Regions from separate parts of the Homo sapiens genome. Here region 2 is linked to region 1. The links are chromatin loops, found by intact Hi-C in ENCODE. Cell type or tissue: gastrocnemius medialis. All regions are shown on one strand. Links, peaks and the distances in the headings refer to the core of each region. The heading gives the core; the rest is flanking DNA.

Region 1 (8,000 bases), core at 1-8,000:
TTATTGAGTTAAAAAGCAGCCACATAAGGTAGAACAAAATCATGAAAGCCCAAAAGACTAGAATTGTTATTATTCACTGATTTGCTTTAATTTTAAGATGATTATGCTATTTAGCTTATAAATTCTTGACCAGTAAGGGTAAGATAGGAAAGATCTACTCTTTCCTTTGATTAATCATTTTTATTGAAATGAAAAGGGAACTCTTGGTACCAGTTTAGCATACAAAGAAGAACAAAAGATAAGACAGGAATAAGATGCTTTCAACTTTTATTTATTACCAACATTCAAAAAATCAGATAAGACAATTTAACAGAAAATATTTTTAAAGAAAAGTTGAAAAAAGTTTCAAAGTCAAGGTTTAATAAAAGATAGCTATCTGAGACTACATCTGTGTAATTTAGCTATTTATAATCCTGAGAACACTCTATGTGATTTGGTATTTTCAAAGCAGGCCTTATTCAATCAACAATGAAATATAACAGCCACTTTTGGCCAGTGCTGATATTCTGAAAAGGGCATGGTCATGAATTCAGGACAAAAAGCTATTTTCCACTGCAAGTTCCTTCCATAGCAGAAATACCAGAAGCTTCCAGAAAGTAGGCTGGTGACCAGTGAGTCTGTATAAAGTTCCCTATTCTGGTAGGTGCACAGTGGCCCTGATTTGGAACACTAGACTGGAAATGGCTCTTGCATGCTTCTCCCTTTGCCCCAGGCTGAACTCAGCCTGTTTTCCTCTTTTTCAGTATCTGTCTTCATTCCTCTTTTTACTCACTGAGGCCTTCATCCTTTTTATTTTTATATTTTAGAGATGAGGTCTCACTCTGTCACCTGGGTTGGAGTGCAGTGGCACAATTGTAGCTCACTGCAGCTTTGACCTCCTGTACTCAAGCAATCCTCCTTCCTCAGCTTCCCAAGTAGCTGAGGACTACAGGTGCATGCTGCCACACCTGGCTAATTTTTAACTATTTTGTAGAAATAGGGTCTCATTATGTTGCCCAGGCTGATCTCGAACTCCTTGGCTCAAGCGACCCTCTTGCCTAGGCCTCCCAAAATGCTGGGATGACAGGTGTGAGCCACCATGCCGGGCCAAAGCCTTTTTCCTTAAAGTCAGGCTTTCTCCAGGTCTGGGAGAGCTTCATCAACTTTACCACTTTCTTTGCTGTACTCAAAGGCCAGTTCAAACGCTCTTTTGTTCTTAGGTTTTAGAGCAAACTACTCCTAAAAACACAGCGGGGATGACGAAAAGAATGTGGGAAAGTATTGTTAGCACCAAGCTCAGTATTTGGCTCACAGGAGATGTTTCCATTGATGTCTGTTGCATAAATGACTAGGAGTGAACAGGCTCTGCCGAGATCCTCCCACTCGATGGAGGCAGCTGGGGGCAAAGTGAGTGAACTAGGATGAAGAAGCAGAGATGCAACCAGTTATGGCTGCCTTTTGATATTGTCTCTACTTAGAATATAACTGATGGAGACAGCTATGTTCTTAGCAAGCCTTTCTACATTTTCCTAGCAAAACTACTATCACAAATGGGGCTGTAAGTATTTGAAACAGTAGTATTAACAATCTACTTCAGGCACAGAGTGAGTGAGCCAGGCTTCTGCGAGACGGCATGAATCATTATTCCACAGCTTGACTCTGTTCTGGGAAAGCAGATTCTGACTTTCGGATCCTAACTCTATTTGTCAGTTGGAAGACAATTCAAAATTAAAGTAGAATTAAAAGCTTTTGGGCAAGACAAATAAGATGAAAACTAATAAATAAATCAGTTACCTGAACTTTCTCCTGAAGTGCATTATAAACCTGATAAATCGCCCTGATGTCTTTCATCACTCCATCCTTGTCAAAAAAGTCAGTACTGGAAGACAAACAGAAAAAAGATGCCTCAAGGTTATCATAACTGCGGTGAAATGGAAAGGCATTTTTCCTGCCTCTTCCACTTTATTGTTTAAATGCTGTGACTCCGAGGTGACAGTGTTTAAGGAATAATGCCCATACCACAAGAATTACAGAAGAGAAATTTAAAAAACCCATGTTACCAAGATCATTTAAAAAATAATAAAAAGCTATGTATTTTTCAGTGACTATGTTTAGCTTTTAGAACCTCAGAAATAATACTCTATCCAAAACTTTTGTATCAATTACAAAAAATATTGTGGCAAATGATTTAAAAAATTCATAAAAGTAAACTATCTTTTCAACAAGAACAAAATTTTGATACATGCTGGTGGTATCTAGACAATTACCTTACTGTATTCTTCAATTTTAATCATATCAAACTTGGTTTTACATTTTTCCATACACCTTTTAAATGTTATTAACAAAAGAAATATTGCTGACAAAAGAAAAAACTAGCACTTTACCTTTCAACTTACCCATGTTCTTTAATCACTTTGGCATAACTCTGAGAAGTATTTGGCACTGAAGACACTTTGTACTCTTGCTGGCTAGTATTTCCTAGATTGGGAATAGCGAGTGATATCCTCTGATTATACCTATGGGAAAAATTCAGAGAGATCATGTTAAATGTACCATTCTATCATATTCAAGTGAGACTGACAGTCTAAAAAAAAAAAGGGCTGGGTGTGGTGGCTCACACCTCTAATCTCAGCACTTTGGGAGGCCGAGGCAGGCAGATCACCTGAGGTCAGGAGTTCGAGACCAACGCCAGCCTGGCCAACATGGTGAAACCCTGTCTCTACTAAAAATAAAAAAAAAATTAGCCGGGCATGGTGGTGCACACCTGTAGTCTCAGCTACTCGGGAGGCTGAGGCAGGAGAATCACTTGAACCCAGGAGGCGGAGGTTGCAATGAGCCAAGATTGTGCCACTGCACTCCAGCCTGGGCAACAGCAAGACTGTATCTCTAAATAAATAAATAAATAAATAATTTTTTAAAAAGGGCATGCGTGGTGGCATGTGCCTATAGTCCCAGCTACTTAAGAGGCTGAGGTGACAGGATCAGGAGTTCAAGGTGGCAGTGAAATATGATAGTGCCACTGTACTCCAGCCTGGTCACAGGGTAAGACCCTGTCTCCAAAATAATAGTAATAATAAAATTAAAATAAATAAAAGTAATTAACTAAAGCAAGAATGGGGCTTGGTGGTAGGAGTCTTAGTTGCTGACGTTGGTAAACCAACAGGAAGGTCTCACGGAGCACCTCCTTCTACAGACAACCCAAGGATACATGAATTAGTGATGTTTTCCCTTCTGTAAAGTAAAACCTTGCTTATCAACTCCTTGAGAGCACAGGTCATGCCTTACACATCTTTTGTATACTCACAGTGACTGACACAATGCTGAGCCTGTAAGTGCTCAAGAGATACCCACAGATTACATAATGAAATCTTATAAAAACCTTTTTAACAATTAACAATTATTTTCACTGATGTCAATTTAATTTATTCTACAACAAATAAACTTCCAGAGGGAAACCATTTTGCTGTTTACAAACAGACAACATGATCATATAATCATAGGGGTGGTTTTTTTTTTTTTTTGGTTTAACAAGTTCACGATGCAAAACCCTCGTTAACCAGCAGGTGGTTCAATTTCACAATTTTGTATTTGAAATTTATGTTTCAAAATTATAATCAGACTTCCACAGCAATAAAACTACATTTCCACATAGTGGATTATGGAGAAGCAAATGATGATTTCCAGCTATTTATTCCTTATAAGAATTTATGCATAATAAACATGTCTTGTTAATGCTTCTTGATCCAAAAACAATTTTATGTAAATAACTGACAAGAAAAATACCTTCCGTAACCACAAAAAGAGCTAAAGGGAATAATACAAGTTTTTATTTAAAGATGCATAAAGTTTTGGGAGGCCGAGGCAGGTGGATCACCTGAGGTCAGGAGTTCAAAACCAGCCTGGCCAAAATGGGCAAAACCCCGTCTCTACTAAAAATACAAAAAAATTAGCCAGCATGGTGGTGTGTGCCTGTAATCCCAGCTACTCGAGAGGCTGAGGCAAGAGAATCGCTTGAACCTGGGAAGCAGAGGTTGCAGTGAGCCGAGATTGCACCACTGCACTCCAACCTGAGTGACAGAGCTGGACTCTGTCTCAAAAAAAAAAAAAAATGCACTATAATGCACATTTTTGAAGTCACGAATCTCAGTGACTTGTACCAACATCCTTTTTTTTTTTTTTTGAGATGGATTCTTGCTCTGTTGCCAGGCAGGAGTGCAGTGGCACAATCTTGGCTCACTGCAACCTCTGCCTCCAGGTTCAAGCGATTCTTCTGCCTCAGCCTCCCGAGTAGCTGGGAATACAGCCACGTGCCACCACACCCAGCTAATTTTTGAATTTCACCATGTTGGCCAGGATGGTCTCAATCTCTTGACCTCATGATCCATCCGCCTCAGCCTTCCAAAGTGCTGGGATTACAGGCGTAAGCCACCACGCCTGGTCCCAACGTCCTTCTTATATGTGAGGCAGATGGAAAAGCAAGCTTTACCTTCTATTTGGTCTGAAGAGCACATATTCTAAAGCGTGAGTGGAATTGTTGGCAGTGGAGATGAAGCTGAAGAGAAGAAAGACGAGGTCGGGCACGCCGAGGATGCGGGTGAGCTGCTTGTGAAGAACCTGCTCTCTGTAGGACATCTGCTGCTGCGTATTGCGCCGGAATCTGTACCACCCAATGACTTTCTGAAAGAAAAGTGTGAAAAGTTGCATGAAATCTTACAAATTTAATTCTGAATGTATCCATACAAACACACATGCACAAATGTTCATAGTAGCTTTATGTGCAAAAGCCCCACCCTGGAACAACCCAAGCGTCCATGAGCAGGAGCATGGATAAACAGACTGTGCTTCAGGCATATGCTGGAATCCTACTTAGTGATAAAAAGGAACATGAATGAGTCCTAAAATAACTATCCTGAGTGAAAGAAGCTAGACACCTCCTCACTAAAAGAAGTATAGGTTATAGGATTCTATTTGTACAAAATTCTAGAAAATGAAAACTAATCTAGTGACATAAAGAAGATCAGTGGTTAACAGGAATGAGGGGAGAAGGCAGGACTGGAAAGGCACGAGGAAGCTTTTGTAGGTGAAGGAGATGCTCGTTATCTTAATATGGTGATGGTTTCACAAGTTTACACATACATCAAACTTCTAAGAGCATACATTTGAGATATGTGTTATATGTCAATTTTACCTCAACAAATCTATTTTAAAAGTTTAGCTTTTTCAGCTCTAACTATAGCATAACTAAACTGGCTAATGAAACTGTTATGCACTCTGGAAGAATACTTCTCATAATGTGATTTGTTGGTCATCAGGAAGACAGATGACTTCAGAGATATCTGAAAGACTGCTAAAGTGCAGATTCCTGGACCCCATCCCTAAAGTGCAGATTCCTGGACCCCACCCAAATCTGCAGAATCAGAACCTCTCAAGATAGAGCCAGGAATCTGAATTTAAGTAAGTTTCTGAATTTTTCTTTTGCATACTGAAATTTAAAAACATCTGTTTTCAAAACATTTAATTCTTTATTAGAAGATCAATCTTCATACAGCTTCCTTCTTTGAAACCAACTCTGAGTTAAAATCTTGTTTTAAGAAGCAAAGGTAGTTTAAATCTAATAGTGTCATATTAAAATTAAAATTAATAGTAAATTGAGATTGTTTTGACATTTTCATGTAGAAAGTAAGCCAACTTTTGCTGAGGCTAGCATTGTCACAAATATTTTCACTAATTACTACACCACTCTAAGTGAATAATGTTTTCTCCATTGAGTTCATATCATATGCAAAGAACTACAGAGAACAAAGAAATAAGCAATAGTTCCTGACTTAAGGAGTACTACTGAACATAAAACATATCTTCCCATAGATTAAAGCAATTAATTCTGATATCCCTTAAATAAAAAGAAAACCCAAGCCTTTCTCTCAGGGTATAATTTTTTTTTTTTTTTTTTTTTTGAGACAGAGTCTTGCTTTGTCACTCAGGCTAGAGTGCAGTGGCATGATCTCGGCTCACAGCAACCTCCACCTCCTGGGTTCAAGCGATTCCCCTGCTTCAGCCTCCCGAGCAGCTGGTATTACAGGCATGTGCCACCGCGCCTGGCTAATTTATTTTTAGTAGAGATGAGGTTTCACCATGTTGGCTAGGTGGGTCTTGAACTCCTGACCTCAAGTGATCCACCCGCCTCAGCCTCCTAAAGTGCTGGGATTACAGGCATTGAGCCACTGTGCCTGGCCTCAGTATATAATCTGATAGAAGAGATGTTTTGTCCGAAGTTACAGAGCTCATGAGTGACAGCCAAGATGTGGAATCAAGATGCCTGCCTGTTTCCACTGGGCAACACTAACTTTCACATTCTACACTAGACATGATGGTGGCCATAAAAAAGGTAAAAGTAGTTTTCCTTTCAAGAAAACTTGGATACAATTAGATAGAGCTATTGATGCAGGTGAACATAGCACATTTCATTCTAAGATTCAATACTCTGTACCCAACTCCTACTTGGAATGTTGGAATTACCTACTCAGCAGACCTCAGGCATGCCCTGCACTTCCCCTGCCTTCCTGCAAAGACCTGAACAGTGCTCAGCACACTGGCTGTTTTCATGAAATACTCATTGACTAGCAGAATCTTGCAAGGTGGCTATTGGATGACTAATAGTGCTTTTCAGTTATGCCAATTCGAACTATTTTATTTCATTTTTTTTCCTAGCTGCCTTTGTTTTGTTTTTTTTTTTTTTTGGTTTTTGAGATGGAGTCTTGCTCTGTGGCCCAGGCTGGAGAGCAGTGGCGCGATCTTGGCTCAAGCAACCTCCACCTCCTAGGTTCAAGCAATTCTCATGCCTCAGCCTCCTAAGTAGCTGGGATTACAGGAGTGTATTGCCACAACCAGCTGCATTTTTAGTAAAGATGGGATTTTACCATGTTGGCCAGGCTGGTCTCGAACTGCTGACCTCCAGTGATCTGCCAGCCTCGGCCTCCCAAAGTGCTGGCATTACAGGCGTGAGCCACAGTGCCTGGCATATAACAGCTTATTGATTTGATAGATGCCAACAGTTCTAAATAGATTCTCCTGGCTGGGTGTGGTGACTCACTACTGTAATCCAAGCACTTTGGGAGGCCAAGGCAGGAGGATCACTTGAGCCCAGGAGTTTGAGCCCGGCCTGAGCCAGATAGCAAGACCCCATCTCTACAAAAAATTTAAAAAGCACACGCCTGTGGTCCTAGCTACCCAGGAGGCTGAGGCAGGGGGATCACTTGAGCCCAGGAGGGCCAGGCTACAGTGAGCTGTGATCATGCCATTGTACCAGGGTGGCTAACAGAGCAAGACTCTGTCTCAAAAAACAAAACAAAACAAAACAAAACAGATTCTCCTGTCATTCTCATCAATGAAGGATGAGATGCCAAATTAATGTGTATTGGTGATATCTTTGATTCTACCTTTTAGAGCTAACGAACAAACTAGTTGCAAAGCTACTGAGAAACTAAGTCACTGATGTTGAAAAGCACATTTTGCATAGCTATATTTGGGACATGATGAAGAATTATGGATATCTTTCCCTAAAACCTTGTCTCTGCTTATGTTTCTCGGCCAATTTTTCACACAGACTATTCTATCCACAGACCACAGACTATTCTCTATGCTAGGCATTTGCTTACATTTTCATCCCAATATGGGCACGTTTATTGTCTTTAGCTTGTGTTCTTTTGGCCTTATGATGATACAAGGATGGCTGTTTCAGTTACTGTTATCAATTTCAGAGCTTCCGGAAAGCACGAATCCTCCTTACTTGCTTTGTTTGGCCTTAGCCTAAAACCTGAGGCTTGTGCAAACATTGTAAGCACGTATGGATTCTGCCAGAACAGTAATTCAGCCTGTGACCAAACTGTACCTACTGGCAGATTTTCTTATCAAAAACATTAGCCTCTATCTTAAGCCTAACATTTTACATGTACCTTGTGGGTCATATAACCACCCTTTTGAGGTAATGATAAAATTTTGTACTTATCCTAGGGGAAAAAATC
Region 2 (16,848 bases), core at 5,242-13,241, 310 kb after region 1:
AGGTGCCAGGGAGACAAGAAGGACGGGCTGGTGAGGCTGATGAGGCTACCTTGGCCGCTCTGCCTGCTTCAGGCCCAGGGAATCCAGGGCTGCAGGAGACTCTGATGGTGGCCCTCGGCCCTGTGCGCTGTGGTGTTCTCCATGCTCATCGTCTGCACCCGTGAAGGGTGGCAGAGGAGAGGGTCAGTGTCCTGAGGAATGGGCAGGCTTGTGGAAGCCTGGCTAAAGCAAGCCCGTGGTTCTTGGAGCTGGGGCCCCAGGGCCCCGAGAGGCAGAGGGCACACAGGGCATGGGGGTGGTGCGGCATCTGGGAGGGAATGAGTGGGGTGTGAGCAGGCCCACATGTGTGGCCTGGGGCGTGGGGGGGTCTGGGCGTGAGTGTATGTATATGTGTGTGTGTGTGTGTGTGTGCATGCACTATGAGGCCAGCATGAGAGTGGGCACCTGTGGATGTGTGGCCTGGGCCTGAGAACCTGTGGGGCCTGGCGTGCGCACATGTGGATGCGGGATCGTGTGGGTATGGGGGCCCCTCGTGAGCACACGTGGGCCCGGGTGAGTGTATGTAGCTGTGCGTGCATCGGCCCTGGCTCCAGCAGGCCCGGCCTGTCCCATCCCTGGCAGCAAGGCGCCCTCTTGTGGCCCGAGCAGGTGGCGTGGGGAGGAGGAAATGAGAGTGAACCCTGAGAGGTCCACCAGGCTGGGACGCAGGAGGGGTGGGGCGGGAGGCAGGAGGCGGCAGGCAGGATGCCAGGTGGGCATGCAAGAAGGCCGGATGCACACTGCCCTGGGGGCCTGGGGATCCTTGCTGGCCCCTGCCCACCGCTCCTGGCTTCACCAGGTTCCTCCCTCCCCGCATTGGGGTGTCCTCTCTGATGCAGGGCAGACGGGCTTGGACGGCCTCATGGGATGCATGCGGGTGGCCTGGGCCCTGTGGCAAGGCACCTCTCCAGCCGCCCCCACTTGGGACCACACTGCCAAAGACCAGCATGCCATGTCTGCCCCTCACACCGCATCTGCAGGGCTGATTCCCCACACCCCTTCCCCGCTGGGGCAGCTGGGATCCTGCCCTCCCACAGGCAAAGAGAGTGCGTGGGTGCATGTGCGCATGTGTGTGTGTGTGTGTGTGCGTGTGTGTGTGTGTGTATGTGCATGAGCTGGTGTCTAGGACCCGCATGTGAGTGTGGGATGAAATGAGGCCATCTCTGCATGGCTCCAGGGAGAGGGGATGCTGGGACAGAGTGCAGGGCGTGGCCCCTCGTCCTCCCCCTCACGGATGGCTGTGGCCCAGGATGTTGAGTCTACAGTCATGGAGCCCCTGGCCCTCAGCTCCTGGATTAAACCCTTGGAAAGTGTAGAGCACTCCTCTGCACAAATTTTTGCTCAGTAATGAGGACAGACATGGGGGATGCCACAGTCGGAGAGCAGCCTCAGTGCCACTGACAGGGCTGGCTGGGAGGTTCCTCACCAGGAGGCCTATTTTCAGCAACTTTCACTCACCCATGAGAAGGGGGAGCCCTGGTCAGGTGGGAGCTGTGTGGGCTGCTCGTGAGTGGTGGGTGCATGGGTTGGTTTCTGTTTTTAATAACCCCGCACTTTCAGGTGGTTTTCCTTAAGAATCCCCCAACACCTGTAATCCCAGCACTTTGGGAGGCCGAGGTGGGCAGATCACGAGGTCAGGAGATTGAGACCATCCTGGCTAACACAGTGAAACCCCGTCTCTACTAAAAATACAAAAAAATTAGCTGGGCATGGTAGTGGTGGGTGCCTGTAGTCCCAGCTATTCAGGAGGCTGAGGCAGGAGAATGGCATGAACCCGGGAGGCGGAGCTTACAGTGAGCCGAGATCACACCACTGCACTCCAGCCTGGGCGACAGAGCAAGACTCTGTCTCAAAAAAAAAAAAAAAAAAAAAAAGAATCCCCCAAATTCACAAACCCAGGGCAGGGGCGATTGTGCCATAAAAAATAACTCTTATTCTTACAAAAGTGTTATGTGGTGGCCCCAGGGCCACTCCAGGGGACCAACAGAGCAGAGATCCCTGACGCTGGGAGGCCAGCTGGGCATCAGGAGAGGGGCTTGAACCTCCCTCCCTAGAAGGAAGAACAGCCCTAGAGGGCAGGGGACACCTGCCACATTCACTCGATCCCCCACATCCTCAACAGCGCCTGGCCATAGTAGGTGCTTGGTAAATATCTACGGGGACCAGGGGACTAACAGAGGACAGGGTTGGGCCTCCTCCCGTGGGCAGTGGGGACCATAGAGATTTTAAAGGCAGTGGGGAAGGCCAGGCACTGTGGCTCACGCCTCTAATCCCAGCACTTTAGGAGGCTGAGGTGGGCAGATCACCTGAGGTCAGGAGTTCAAGACCAGCCTGGCCAACATGGCGAAACCCCGTCTCTAGTGGAAATACAAAAATTAGCCGGGTGTGGTGGCAGACATCTGTATTCCCAGCTACTTGGAAGGCTGAGGCAGGAGAATCCCTTGAACCCGGGAGGCGGAGGTTGCAATGAGCCAAGATCGCACCATTGCACTCCAGCCTGGGCAACAGAGCAAGACTCCGTTTCAAAAAAAAATAAAATAATAAATAAATAAATAAAGGCAGTGGGGAAGGTCAAGTCTACCCTAGAAAGCCACCATGACCATGTGGTGGACCACACCCACGGGGTGGACAGAACCCCAGAGTCAGTGTACGTCCCACCAGCCTGGTCTAGCAGGACAGACCAAATGGGAACCGTTAGGGAAATATGCCATACGGGAGCCACCACCATGGCGGGCCCTCACTCTAGGGGCCGAGCTTAACCCTCCCCTGTTCAGCCCACACAGCTGGGGCTCAGCCCCACTTGACACATGAGGAAACCCAGAGCCAAGCAAGGCAAAAAGATCATGCTCAAGCCGGGTAATCCCAGCACTTTGGGAGGCCAAGGCGGGGAGATCACTTGAGCCCAGGAGGCTGGGCAACACAGGGAGACTCCATCTTTATAAAAAATTTAAAAATTAGTTGGGCGTGGTGGCATAAACCTGTTTCCCAGCTATTTGGGAGGCTGAGGCGGGAGAATCACTTGTGCCCAGGAGTTCCAGGCTGCAGTGGGCCATGATGGTGCCACTGCACTCCCACCTAGGAAACAGAACAAGACCGCATCTCAAAAAGAAAAAAACAAAAAAAAAAAAGCACAAAGAGATCACGTCCAAGGTTACATGGTTAGCACGCGGCAGGGGACTGGGTCTCATACCCAGATTCTGGCAGTGCTCTTGGGGTCTCCGGGCAGCTGGACTCCCCCTCTGGAGGGTGGGGCTGGGCTTTTCTGTCTCCCTGCTGCTCTGGTTTCAGCCCCCGGGCTCATGAAAAGTCAGGGAGAGCACCCGGGGCTACCAGGCTGGGCCTGGGCAAAGGGCACCCCAGCCTGGAACTACGTTTGGAGCTGGAGTAGGGGGCCTTGTCCCTGGCTGTCCCCAACCTGAGGACAGTGGAGCTAGAGGAGCACACCGGGTTCACATCCTGGGACCCACCCATGACACAGAGGAACCTGTGCACAAATAAAACCACTGCTGCAAGATGGTTGAAAATAAGAACTGCGTCCAGCTGTGCCTGCAAGGACAGGAGTCAGGGGCCTCTGAGCCCCCTTTCCTTCCTTCTTCACTTTTCCAGGCTGGAAAAGATGTAGCAATCAAAGGGTCAAAAATGCAGATTCCCTGATGCATCAGAACACAGCAGCAATGGTGAATGCTGTGGGGGATGTGCCCTCCCCTGCCCCTGGGCTGTAAGCGCCACCAGCCCTGGCCGTGTCCCCGAGCCGCAGAGCAGCAGCGGAAAGGCAGAGGCCAGCCCTGTGGGCAGCGAGAGGGCTCAGGTGAGACTCCAGGTCTCAGAGGGGCTCTGTGGCGGGCAGGCTCTGGCAGCCCTGGGGGCATCCAGCAGAGCCCAAGTGGCCCAGGTTCATGTTAAGGTTAGAGAACATTTTGGGCAGGTGGCCGGCCTGGCTAGGACGGTGGCCACAGCTCCTGCTGCAAGTTCACTGCGGGCCCCTTCTTCCCCTGCTTGCTGCGGCCTGGCCACGGCTTCCCAGATCTGCCTGGGTCCCCTCCCCACCTCCCCACCACACACTGGAGGGGAAGAGAGCGCTTGGGTTCAGCGGACTTTAACCACAAAGGCAGCAACGATGGGACTTCTGGGGCTGTCACCTGTCACATCTCCGCCAGGCTCTCAGGTGGGTGGGTGGGGTCTAATGACCAACTTCAGGGCCTGCCCTAGGTCAGAAGCCCCCAGAGCCAGGTCCTGCTTATGTCCAGCTCAGCAGCAGGTCGTGTGTGTGTGGAGGGGGCCAAAGCGGGGGAGGGCGGGAGCTGACCAGTCCTGTGAGCCCCCACACTGGCTACTATTGTTTTGTGAGGCCCGGCCCCTGCTCAGAGCTCCAGCAACACTTGGCTAATTGGGGGGTGGCTTGAGAATGTTCAGGGGCACAGGCCTTGGAGTCAGGCAGAGGTGGGTTCGAATCCCGATTCTGACACTGGTAGGCTGTGTGGCCTTGGGCAAGTTACTTCACCTCTCTGAGCTTCCATTTGCAAATCTAAATGGTAGGGGTAAGAAGGCGGGTGGCTTCTCTGGGCTGTTGCAGGGTGTAGACGAGCTGAGGCTGAGTGTGTGTAAGCATGAGCACTGGCCCCGCCATGAGGCATACCTGCGTTATCCCCCTTCCAGCTCCTGGGGAACGCGCTTCAGGGAGTGTCTTGGGAGAAGAGCACGTGTGAGCACCAGGTCCAGAGCACGTGCCTTGCAACACGTGTTGAGCGGCTCTAGGGAGAAGAGAGGGCCCTGCTGACGCTCCCTCAATCCCTGTCCCACCACTCCAGCGCCTTCCAGGACCCTCGAGGGACCTGCACGTTCCCAAGAGGCAAATTCCTGGGGTTGGGAGGCTGCCTACAGGGGTCCTACCTTCTGGGCCAACCCCCAGGCCTTGTGGCCTCACTCTGCAGCCACCTCCCGGCCTCCACCTGGGACCCCCTTCCTCAGCTCAGAGCCCCCCAGCCCTCAGCCCACCGGTTTTCCCACAGGCGGCACCAAGCCCAGCAGGGGGGTTCAGGTTTTAACATCTTTCCCCTCTTGCCCTGGACATGAAGCAGCCTTGCTCAGGAACCAAGAATGCTAATGAGGGTCAGTACCAGAGAGGGTGACTGTTCCCAATCCTGTCTCCCCTGCCCCAGCAGCCAACAGAAGGCAGGAAACCCAGCAGAGGAGGAAGCTGATGCTGCCCCAACCAAAGCCATGGGGGCCACGATGGGGTGTCTGCCCCTGGAAACCCCATGTTCACCTGCTGAGCCATGTGGACCCCACCAGCCTCCTTTCACACACTCGCCTCCGCCTCGGGTCTCCTCCCCACTCTCTCAGGAGGCCCAGCGTCCGGGACTGCCACATGCTGACAATGTCCAGAAACCTCCCAGGACCGTAAACTGGGAAGAACATGGGCCTCCCTCCCAGAACAGCTCGTGATGGTCGGGGCGGGGAGCAACAGGGTCCCCCCGTGGTGGGGGCATAAACCCGTCTGGCCTCATCTGGTCAAGTTGAACATATGCTCCTCCATGACCCAGCACTGCCATCTATCAGCAGATCCGCCCCAGAAGGACTCACGCCCATGTGTCCAGGAGACAAAAACCAGAACATTCCTGGCAGCCAGTGCAGAAGGGCCAAACTGGGACCCACCCAGATGTTCCCTCTGAGGGACGGGCAGAGAGGGGTGTTGGAGCCACAGAGGACACGATGAACAAGCCACAGCTCAACGGTACAGTGTGCGATTCCACTTGGATAAAGGTCAGAGAAGGAAGAGCCAGCGCCATGTTGGAGGGAAGCCAGCCATGTGGGAGAAGAAAGCAGGCCCAGTCACCGCGGCCACTGTGCCCACGGCAAGGCGGGGCCGCCTCTGCAGGACTGGGCATGTCAATCAGGGACTAGGTCTTCTGGGGAGCTGATAGCCTCCTAATTCTTGACCTTAGAGTGTTTGCTTTGTTATTCATTATGCTGTGTATTCAAATTTTATTCACTTCACATCACAATTGTTTAATGGCATATTTTATGTTATATATATTTTACCACAATTTAAAAAAATTTCTTTTTGAGACAAGGTCTTGCTCTGTCACCCAGGCTGAAGTGCAGTGGTATGATCACAGCTCACTGCAGCCTCGTGGACCTCCTGGGTTTAAGAGATCCTCCTGCCTCAGCCTCCCGAGTAGCTGGGACCACAGGTGGGTGTCACCACACCTGGCTAATTTTGATTTTTAATAGAAATGAGGTCTCGCTATGTTGCCCAGGCTGGTCTCAAACTCCTGGGCCAATTTAATTTTTCTAAATTTTTCAAATGAAAGTATGACATAAGGCCAGACACGGTGGCTCATGCCTGTAATCCCAGCACTTTGGGAGGTCAAGGCGGGGGGATCATTTGAGGTCAGGAGTTTGAGACCAGTTTGGCCAACGTGGTGAAACCCCATCTCTACTAAAAATACATAAATTAGTTGGGCATGGTGGTGCGTGGCTATAATCCCAGCTACTTGGGAGGCTGAGGCAGGAGAATCGCTTGAACCTGGGAGGCGGAGGTTGTAGTGAGCCAAGATCATGCTACTGCACTCCAGCCTGGCTGTCAGAGTGAGACTCTGTCTCAAAAAAAAAAAAAAAAAAATGAAAACAAAAGAAAGAAAGTATGACATAAAGTAGATTAGTGATTGTCTGGGGCTGGGTGGAATGTGGGGGGTCTTTGCTAATAATAGCTAAACGATTTGAGGCTTCTTTTTGGGGTGATGAAATGTTATAAAATTGTGGTGACGACTGCACAGCTCTGTGAATGTATGAAAACCACTGAGTTATACAGCGTGGGAGTGATTTCTCAATAAAGCTGTTACCAAAAGAGACAAAAGAAAAAAGTGTACAGGCTTAAATTGGGGTGGGTCCCACTCCGTGTGACCTCAGGTGAGCTAAATGACCCCTCTGAGCCCAGAAGTGCCCACCTACACCAGAAGCCACAGCCTCTATCCCGGGCAGGACCAGAGGGCTGCTGAGAGGATGTCTGGGATTCACGGACTCATTGCACAGTGGATTTTTCCACAGGCCTGTTCCCGGTGCCCTTCCCTGCACTGCCAGGATGAGTACCCGAGGAACTTGGGGTGAGCTCCCAAGCCCAGCACTGGCCCTTTCTCTCCACCGGGGCTGGCTCGGATTGCCCTGGCTGGTCTGTTTACACAGGAGGGCAGCAGGAGGGTCCTGACTCCTGGAAGGCTGACCAGGGCCACCACAGCCTGGACCCCCCTGCTTGCTAGCCACTCACTTTGACATGTGACTGCTGAAAAATTAACACCAGTTTCACTTCCTTCCCTCACACTCCACGTAGCACAGAAGAAAAATCTGTCATGTTCCAAAGCGAATCCACAGCCTTCTCGTAACAGGAAACACTCTGAAATCCGTCACTGCGAAGTCTGGGAAGACCCAGGACAAGCTGCTGCTTTGACGGCAGCCGCTTCCAAGGTCAAAGGCCAGGCGTGGGGGCACTCTCCCTCCCGACGCAGCCAGCTCCACAGCCATGCACCCTGCAGCCCCTCGTCTTCCAGCTTTGTGCAAGGCGGCTGGAATCCTAGATCGGCTGGCCACCCCACTGGGGGGAAACCCCTTCAGCACCCAGGCCACAGCTAGAAGGGACCTTGCAGGATGTCGGGAATCACGGTCCAGGAAACTTTCCCTCTCCGAAGGGCAAACTGTTTGTCAAGAACGTTCGGGGCTTATAAAACATCTGCCAGCCTTGGGTAAACAATAAGAGAAGACCAGAGGCGAGCTCCGCATCGCGGCTTTATTTACACAGCAGCACCAGGACTAGCGCAGGGGCTTCCCAGGCAGTGGCGCCTTTGACTGGGTGGTGGCTGCAGGGTGTGGCGTGGAACAGCGAACAGAGTGATGGGGTGGTGAGAGGCCACACGGCCTGGTTTCTGGCATGTCCACAGGAACACAGGTTGGTGGGGATATAAGAGGCAGGAAGGGTCTGTGGCTCAGATGTGCCAGCGGCTCTTCCTTCTCCACTGAGGACAGAGAGGGCACCTTGGAACTGGGCAAAACGTCCCTTCCCTCTACTCATTTGTCAGAATGGGAGGGCGCAGGCTCCCAGCCCAGCCCCATCCTCCAAGGAAGATGAGGGCTGCCTTGACAGGCAGGCAAGCAGGGAGGAGCAGACAGTGCTTGGGGGGGGGCGTGGGCAGCAGTGCACTTACCCACTGGGCCTCGCATCCAAACATGGAGCCCTGGAGTGAGGCCAGGCCCTGTGACTGCTGCAAAATGTGGCCCCAAGGGCAGGACATTCTACCAGGGAAAAGTGCAGGAAAAGCACCCGCCCAGGGGACTGGGGGCGGCCAGGTTCCAGTCCAGCTTCTGTAAAACCTTGCCAGGTGGCCTTGGCCAAGGTCCTAGCTGTCCCATCTGAAAAAGCCTCTCACGGCAGGGCAGCAGCACCCTCTGGGGCTGCAGGACTCATGGCATCATGAGGATTTGCCACCCATGGCACAGGACCCCCCACGGAGGAGACACTGTTGTCCAGGGCCTGGGCAGCAGGAACGCTGTGGCTGGATGGGACCTCGAGGAGTCTGGGGGAGCAGCCATGTCCAATGCGCCAGGAGTCCTGGGAACAGGGCAGGCAGGGAACACCCAGAAGGCCTTTACCTGCCAGCCAGGTGAGGGCCGCCCCCTGGCTGGGCAGGATTTCCACAGGGAGCAGGTATGAAAAGAAAGCTTTGTGCTTCCCTGTCCAGGGCTCTTGGGCAGCCCTGTTGGGCCAAGCTCCAGACACCCCTGCCCGGGGATGATGCTTTCCTGGGGAGCAGGCCCTGCAAAACTTTCCCTCCAGAGCTAAGCCACCTGCAATCTCTCCCAACCCCGAGGCTTCACTCTCTTTGGGCCATTTTATAATGAAAACAAGAGAAATGGATACATCTAAGGTGACAAGGAGATCTCACTGCCAGTCAGCGGCCGAATCCCACTCCTCAGCCACCTCTCGGCCTCTCAGACTCCTGACAGCTGCCTCAGAAACAATTGTGTGTGTGTGTGTGTGTACGTGTAAGTGCGTGCACGTGTGCGTGCTCCGTACTAGAAGACCTTGGCTGAGGGCACGTCCCACAGCAGGACCAGTGGGAGGCCTCAGTCATCCCTCTGGCTTCTCCCCCTTCCTGGTGCCAGTGACTGGCAGGACTGACCGCTGCCCCCACCCGCCAGCTGCCCCAGCCTGGACGGCCTCCCCATGCTGCCCTGGCCTCAAACCAAGTGTGAGCGCAGTTACTCACTGCAGGGCTCTCTGCCACCTGGGCCCAGGACAAGGCCACCCCTCCTCCCCCTTCATTCTCCCATTTCCGCCAAGGCCACCAACAGAGGACAGAGCCTGGAAGGCCTTCTGATGCCCAGCTGACCCATCCAGTGGTCATTGGCCCCTGTTGAGGCCTCTTTGGGCCACTTGCAGGAGAGGAGAGGCTCAGCACAGGGTTGCGACGACATGCCTCAGCTGCAGAGGAGACACAGCTGCTGCCCCTGGGGGGCTCACCGCTGTGCAGAATGGGGCCGTGCTGAGGTGCCAGAGGGCTGGGGGTGGCCCTGGAAGGGCGAGGTGCTGCTCCATAGAGCCTGGCTGGGGGTATTTCCTGGAAGGAAGGGATGCCGGCCCAGCGGCAGGTGCCCGGCTGACTCCAGAGGCTGTGTGCTGGCCCCAGGCTGGCCACACATCCATAGGGAGCACCACGCAGGCAATTCCAGTCCCAAAACAGCCCTCCAGAGAGCGAGGCCCCATCAGCCACTCATCCAGGACCCCACGCCCCTCCAGCATTTCAGTGTATCTGTGTACCAAGAGTACCATCTGGAGGGAGAAGGGGACAGTGCAGGAGGAGGGCAGCTGCCACCTGGGGCCACCAACACTCCTGCAGAAGCCAGCGAACCTTTTCTAGTAGCCACGTTAACAAAAATTTAAATAAATGGGTGAAATTAACACGAAATATCAGCATTTCAACATGCAGCCGATATAAAAAAATACTCATGAGCTCTTTCACAATCCTTTCTCCCCACCCAGTCTCTGAAATCCAGTGTGTATTTTACACTTCCTGCACGTCTCACTGTGGGCGAGCTACAAGTCACCCCCTGCGGCTCGCCGCTACTGTGTCTGACAGTGCAGCTCCAGAGAGTCACCAATGGCTGGGAGACCTCCCATCCCTTTAACTGGGGCACACCTACACACGCAGAGCCCCACCTCCTTTGATGCCCATGTGGCCTCCCCCAGCGACTGGGTCCCTACCTTAGCCAAGCTAACACTCTTCTCCCTTTGTCCTGCATGTTAACAAAGGCAGATTTGCATCCTTACAAACAAATCAAAAGGTCTGACATTTTAAATCTCGTTAGGAACAAATGGGCTAAGTCCCATCCTCTTCAATGGAGGCAGGTGACTCCATGTCTGGAGCTTGGTGGATATGGATGGATATGCATGGATACGGATGGATATGGACAGTAGTGGCCGCACGTGCTCCCCACCCTGGCCATTTGCTGAGGGCTTGCTGTGTGCCCGGCACTACACTGATTCCTTTCCTACAGCATCTGAACACATGGATACACAGGATAACACACACACTGGGGCCTGTTGGAGGGTGAAGAGGGGAGGAGGGAGAGGATCAGGAAAAATAACTAATGGGTACTAGGTTTAATATCTGAGTGATGAAATAATCTGTACAATAAACCCCCATGATACATGTTCACCTATGTAATGAACCTGCACATGTACCCCTGAACTTAAAAGTTAAAAAAAAAAGAAAGAGGCCGGGCGCGGTGGCTCACACCTGTAATCCTAGCACTTTGGGAGGCCGAGGTGGGCAGATCACGGGGTCAGGAGATCGAGACCATCCTGGCTAACATGGTGAAACGCCGTCTCTACTAAAAATACCAAAAAATTAGCCGGGCGTGGTGGTGGGCGCCTGTAGTCCCAGCTACTTGGGAGGCTGAGGCAGGAGAATGGCGTGAACCCGGGAGGCGGAGCTTGCAGTGAGCCGAGACTGCGCCACTGCACTCCAGCCTGGGTGACAGAGCAAGACTCTATCTCAAAGAAAAAAAAAGAAAGAAACAAAGAAAAAAAATGTGGTACATATACACCATGGAATACTACTTAGCCATAAAAAGGAACGAAATAATGGCATTAACAGCAAACCTAGATGGAGTTGGAGACCTCAAGGAATGGAGGTAACTCAGGACTGGAAAACCAAACACTGTATGTTCTCACTTATAAGTGGGAGCTAAGTTATGAGGACGCAAAGGCATAAAAATAATACAATGGACTTTGGGGGCTTGCCGGGAAGGGTGGGAGGTAGGTGAGAAATAAAAGACTACACACTGGGTACAGTGTATACTGCTCGGGTGATGGGTGCACCAAAATCTCAGAAATCACCACTAAAGAACTTATGCATGTAACCAAACACCACCTGTTCTCCAAAAACTACTGAAATTTTAAAAATTACCAAAAAAATCATTATGAAGACACTTGTAGAAAGAGGCCATAAAACAGTGTTCAAGGAAAAAGGAGGCTGCAAAACAATATCATCCCATTTTTATAAAAAGAAAAAACCAAAATATTACCAGTCTGTTTATCTATGCAGAGAAGGCAGTGTGGAAGGATTCGGCAAACTGTTGATGGAGTTTCTCTCTCTGGGGCCGGGCGCGGTGGCTCACGCGTATAATCCCAGCACTTCCGGAGGAAGAGGCGGGTGGTTCGCCTGAGGTCAGGAGTTCGAGACCAGCCTGGCCAACATGGTGAAACCCCGTCTCCACTAAAAATACAAAAACTAGCCAGGCGTGGTGGTGCACACCTGTAGTCCCAGCTACTCGGGAGGCTGAGGCAGGAGAATCACTTGAGCCTGGGAGGCGGAGGTTGCAGTGAGCTGAGATCGATCGCACCTCTGTACTCCAGCCTGGGCGACAGAGGGAGACTCTGTCTCAAAAAAACAAAAACAAAAACAAAAAAACAGAGTTTCTCTCTCTCCGGGAGACAGTGTCATGGGGGATGCCCACCTCGTACTCTTCTTTAAATAGCATGCAGGTAACCGGAATCTGAAAAGCACCAACCCTTGCTGGCGTAGGGTGGGCACAGCCTCCCTCGTGCCCACCTGCATTCGTGGGCTGTGGGGGGCCTTCTTCAGAGGCCCATTCTCAGTTTATAGGGGCACCTGGCCTGGGCTGGCCAGAAAGACCCCAACTGAGGTGGCATTCAGGACAGACATGTTTCTCCTCCAAGGAACTGGAAGAAGCCCAGTACACAACACAGTACGGTTCTCCCTTTCCACCTCCTGCCGAGCCACACCGCTGTGCTCCCAAGCAGGGAGGTGTCACTTGTGCTCACGGGTCACAGGTGTGCCCTGAGACGCATGGGGCGCCGGGCTGGGCTCCTGACGGCTGACGCCAGGCAGCACCCGGCATCAACTATAGGGCCCCGAGGTCCGCTGTCAGCGGAGAGCCCCTCGCCTGGGAGCAGCAGCAAGACCAGGCTCTGCGACCTTTGCAGGAAAGGCAGGATTGGGGACTGGGGGACCCCTGGCTGGTCTCTTGGAAAAAAACGTTCCTGTGGCTTGTGAGTGGGGTCTCCCTCACTCCCTTAGGCCAGGCCTAACCAAGGGGAGCCACAAAACCCAACTTCAAGAAAGAAAGAAGGCCCATATGTCATACACGTCGGGGGAAGCCTGGGAGGGTCTGGGAGGTAGCTGGAAGGGACCAACTTCCTGACCCTGGACCCAGGTGCGCTGAGCCTTCCTCACTCACCTCGCACTCAGCCACAGCTCCCAACCCGCAGGAGAGACTTCAGAGCGACGGTCGGGCCCTCTGATCTGTCTTCTCTGGTCCTGCCTAAGCAGATCTCTCAGGACAAATGTAACTGCCCCCACCCCAAATCCAAGTACCTCCAGGTAACCATGTTTCAACCAAGTCTCCCCAGCATCTGCAAAGATGTACTTTCTCTGAATGGCCACAATCGAAACCATCTAGCATAAGGCAAGGCAACACTCTGATGTCCAAGATCCTCTCGATGACCAGGCGAGCTGGAGCTTGGGTACCACAGGGCCCTCCACATGCCTGGGAGCTCCCAACCCCTGACAGCTGCTCCAGACCAGGCAGACTTTTGCCAGCAAATAAAACACAACCTTCTTCTTGAGATGGAGGTTCTGCTCCAGGGCATGCCTGAGCAACCCTCTGTCGTCTCCAGGCTCTCTGTGTCTTACAGAGTGGAGAAAGTGAACAAAAGGAGAGGGAGGCTGTCCAAGGGGCTGAGTGCCCACAGCTGTAACTGCCGTAGTGCAGGGTCTGATCAAATTGCCAAAGGGACAGCAGCACAAATTCGGCCCAACTCCCTGGTGGGCCGCCGCCAGGATGGATAGTGCCTTTGCTTATTTCTCTCTGCACTGCACGCCATTCCAAAACCCAGACCCTGTATCAAAAGCCACTCTACTTTATCACTGTCTGCTATAAAAGACCACTCAGCCCTGTTCTTAGAGGTCCATTACATACAAGATAGTGAATGCCCACATACTGCTCTTTGATTTGGAAAGAATATCCCCTTTATTTTGAAGAACAAAACAGAATGAGAATGTGGTCATCCCCTGGAAGGAAGGTGAATAAATGACTCCAGCTGGCACTGACCTGAACTTCCCGGTGCGCACCTGCAGCGCTCTCATTCCACACCGCTGGGCACCGCCGACGTCGCCCACGATATCGTCCCCAATCATGACGGCCTGTCACGGCAGTGAAATACGCTCAGAAGTGATGTCAGGAGAGTTTTATTCCCGGGCTCCTTCATCTTTTTTTGACATAATAAATGGCTTGATTTGATGTTTACAACCACCATCATACAAATTAAACAAGATAATATTGTCATCGTATTGATTAAAAGTCAACCCACCTTGAATATATCTCACACTGCCCCCGTAGGCCACAGCTTTGAACAGTATATATCTGTGCAATTTGAAATCAATCAGCAGACGTCAAAGTGATTTGGCGCCCCAAGGACGTGCGGGGATGCTGAACGCTGTCTGGCCTCTGCTGGAACACAGGCTAAATTTCACCTGACCCTAAAGACTCTGTAACCTGGTTATTTGCCCTTGATTCCATGAAAGTGAAGCAAATCTCTGGCAAATCTTTGTAAGTTTTGCTTTATATAGGTTTTGCTTTCAATGGTGAAGGTATTGCCTTAAAAACAAAATAATATATACAAACCAAAATTCACACACACACAGAGGAAATGCTCACAGCCTGGGTATCATTTCAAAAACTAGCCTCTGGGATAAACTCTCTCACCTGAAAAAACCAGAAAACCAAATTATGAACCAACAGCTTTCAGGACACCGGACATCAAGCAACGAAGGACAATGACTTCTGAGACGCAGGAAACAAATGAGGTGGCTCCTGTGACTGCCCCCAGCCTACTGCCTTCGATGCTTCCAGACTGTGGACACAGGAGGGGTGCTGTGAACTCAAGTGTGTCCCCCACAAATTCACTAGCCCGCAGCGTGACTGTATTTGGAGACAGGGCCTGTAAGGAGGTAATTCTTTAAGGGCGAATGAGGTCAGAGGGGGCCCTGATCTGATGGGACTGCTGTCCTTACCAGAGGAAGAGGCACTGGAGTGCCCTCTCCATGCAAGCACAGAGGAGAGGCCATGGGAGGACACTGCAAGAAGGCGGCCATCTACAAGCTGGGAAGAGAGCCCTCACCAGAAACCGGACTTGCTGGCACCCTGATCTCAGGCTTCAAGCCTCCAGAACAGTGAGAAAAAAAGTTTCTGCTGTTGAATCCACACAGTCTGTGGTGTTTTGTATGACAGACTGGGCTGACTAATACCAAGGGAAACCCAGGTAGAGCCCAGTAGGATCCCTGAACTGGGGAGACAAAGCTAGGATTCTGGGGAGACCCAGGAGCAGAGTCCACAGGACAGGGAATCAGAGAGGAGAAGGCTGCATGGAGAAAGAGCTGTGGAGATCGTGGAGGGTCCCCTCAAGTACTCAGCAGACCACTGCCAGCACACGTGAGGGAGGAAACTCCCTGAGCCTGGGAAAGAATCACACCAAATAACTAGGGAAAACGGTGCCTGTGTCTCACGCAGGACTGCGTTATGTCCCCACCAGCCAGGCTGGGAAAGCTCACTCACGATGCACAGGGCATTGAGTGCGATCTCAGAAGCCGCTGGCTTCACTATGAGGAATGATTCACCCAGGGCAACCCTGCTCTGGTGCTGCCCCCAAATCTTAACAGCAAGATCTGGAAGGATCAAACTGTTTTCAAGTAATTTAACTGCATCCCACAACAAAGTTCGAAATTCTTTATGGGCACACAAAAATATCCAGCACCCAAAAAGAAGGTAAAATTGATCACGTCTGGCACCCAATAAAAAATGATCAGACGTGCAAAGAAGGAAAGTATCATGCAGAAGGAGGAGAAAGATGAGTTTATCCAAACTGAGCCAGAACTGACAGAGAGGTGAGAATGAGCAGACGAGAGCATTCAGTCAGCCCTTGTAATGGTATTTCATGTGTTCCAAAAGTAGAGAAATGGAAGATAAAAGAAAAAATCCAAACCAAGCTTCTAGAGATGAAAACTACAATGTCAGGGATCAAAATACACTGGGTGGGATTAATGCCAGAAGAGATACCGCAGAGGAAAAGATGAATGAACCTGGAGACATGGCAATAGAAACTGCCCAAAATGAAACAGAGGCAGAAAAATTATTTTCAAAAATGAACAGAGCATCAGTGAGCTATGGCACAACTTCAAGCGGCCTGATGTACACGCAATTAGAGTTCCTCAAAGTGAGATGAGCTGGGGCACAGTGGCTCACACCTATCATCCTAGCACTGTGGAAGGCTGAGGTGGGAGGATCACTTGAGCCCAGGAGTCCAAGGCCAGCCTAGGCAACACCGCAAGACCCTGTCTCTATAAAAATTTAAAAAATTAGCCAGATGTGGTGGCGCACGCCTGTAGTCCCAGCTACTTGGGAGACTGAGGTGGGAGGATCACTTGAGCCCGGGAGTTTGAGACTGCAGTGAGCTGTGTTTGTGCCACTGCACTCCAGCCTGAGCGACAGAGCAAGACCCTGTCTCTAAATTAGATTAAAAAAAAAAAAAGTGAGATGAGAGAAGACATAAATATATTTGAAGAAATAGTGACTGAAACTTTTCCAAACTTGATAAAAATAATAAATCCACAGATCCAAGATCCCAATGAACACCAAACACAAGAAACACAAAGAAAACTGTATTAAGGCACATCATAATCAAATTGCTCAAAGCCAGTGACAAGGAGAAAATCTTATAAAACAGTCAGACAAAAGAGACATGTTATGTACAGAGAAACGAAGATTAAGACGTTAGATTTCTTGTTGGAAACAATGCAAGTGAGAAGACTGTGGAGTGCCGTCTTTTAAGCAGTAAAAGAAAAAACTGCCCATCTAGAATTCTGTACCCAGCAAAAATATCTTTCCAAAATGAAGATGAAATAAAGATATTTCAGACATCCGAAGCGGAAATAATTCATCACCAAGAGATCTACCCTACAAGAAATGTAGAAGAAGTCCTTTGGGCGAAGGGAAAATGACAATAGCTGGAAATACACATCAACACCAGAAAATTACCTTGTGGGCACGTGCTGACCTTCTGCCTGCTCACCTCCCTCCTCTGCTGGCTAATTCCCCCCAGGCCTTCAGGACTCAGCTCTGGTGACCACCACCTTTCCTCTGCCCCCAGGCTGGGTTGTGTGGCTCTCCCAAAGCACTCTGGGATCACACCCTGGTGCCACCCGTGTCATAGTGCAGCATAATGGACTCTGCTCA

What was found. Hi-C counts contacts between places; a loop is a spot of excess contacts. Peaks named below come from ENCODE experiments on the same cell type or tissue, not always from the same donor. Only the 100,000 strongest peaks of a DNase experiment are listed, where the experiment ranks them.
Region 2: it touches region 1 in a loop (4-fold over the local background); 89 of 110 quality-filtered maps call a loop at or near these places.

The regions. Positions count from the first base shown.
Region 1 is chr10:124,823,251-124,831,250 of GRCh38, reverse strand. It overlaps ABRAXAS2 (abraxas 2, BRISC complex subunit), which reads right to left. Exons shown (of 9, transcript NM_032182.4): 5 at 4,466-4,656; 6 at 2,376-2,495; 7 at 1,774-1,858. Among named protein-coding and RNA genes, the nearest start is that of ABRAXAS2, 25 kb to the right of the region's middle. In gastrocnemius medialis, for the core only: a CTCF peak has its summit at 3,531 (motif pointing right); a DNase peak (open chromatin) is centred at 6,110; H3K27ac peaks cover 907 bases.
Region 2 is chr10:124,514,092-124,530,939 of GRCh38, reverse strand. LHPP (phospholysine phosphohistidine inorganic pyrophosphate phosphatase) reads right to left here. Exons shown (of 7, transcript NM_022126.4): 6 at 13,669-13,760. Among named protein-coding and RNA genes, the nearest start is that of LHPP, 61 kb to the right of the region's middle. RefSeq lists a silencer at 724-843, a cis regulatory region at 2,669 and enhancers at 2,585-2,754, 7,235-7,404, 8,285-8,826. In gastrocnemius medialis, for the core only: no CTCF peak of the experiment used is centred there; DNase peaks (open chromatin) are centred at 5,769, 7,349 and 9,259; H3K27ac peaks cover 4,426 bases.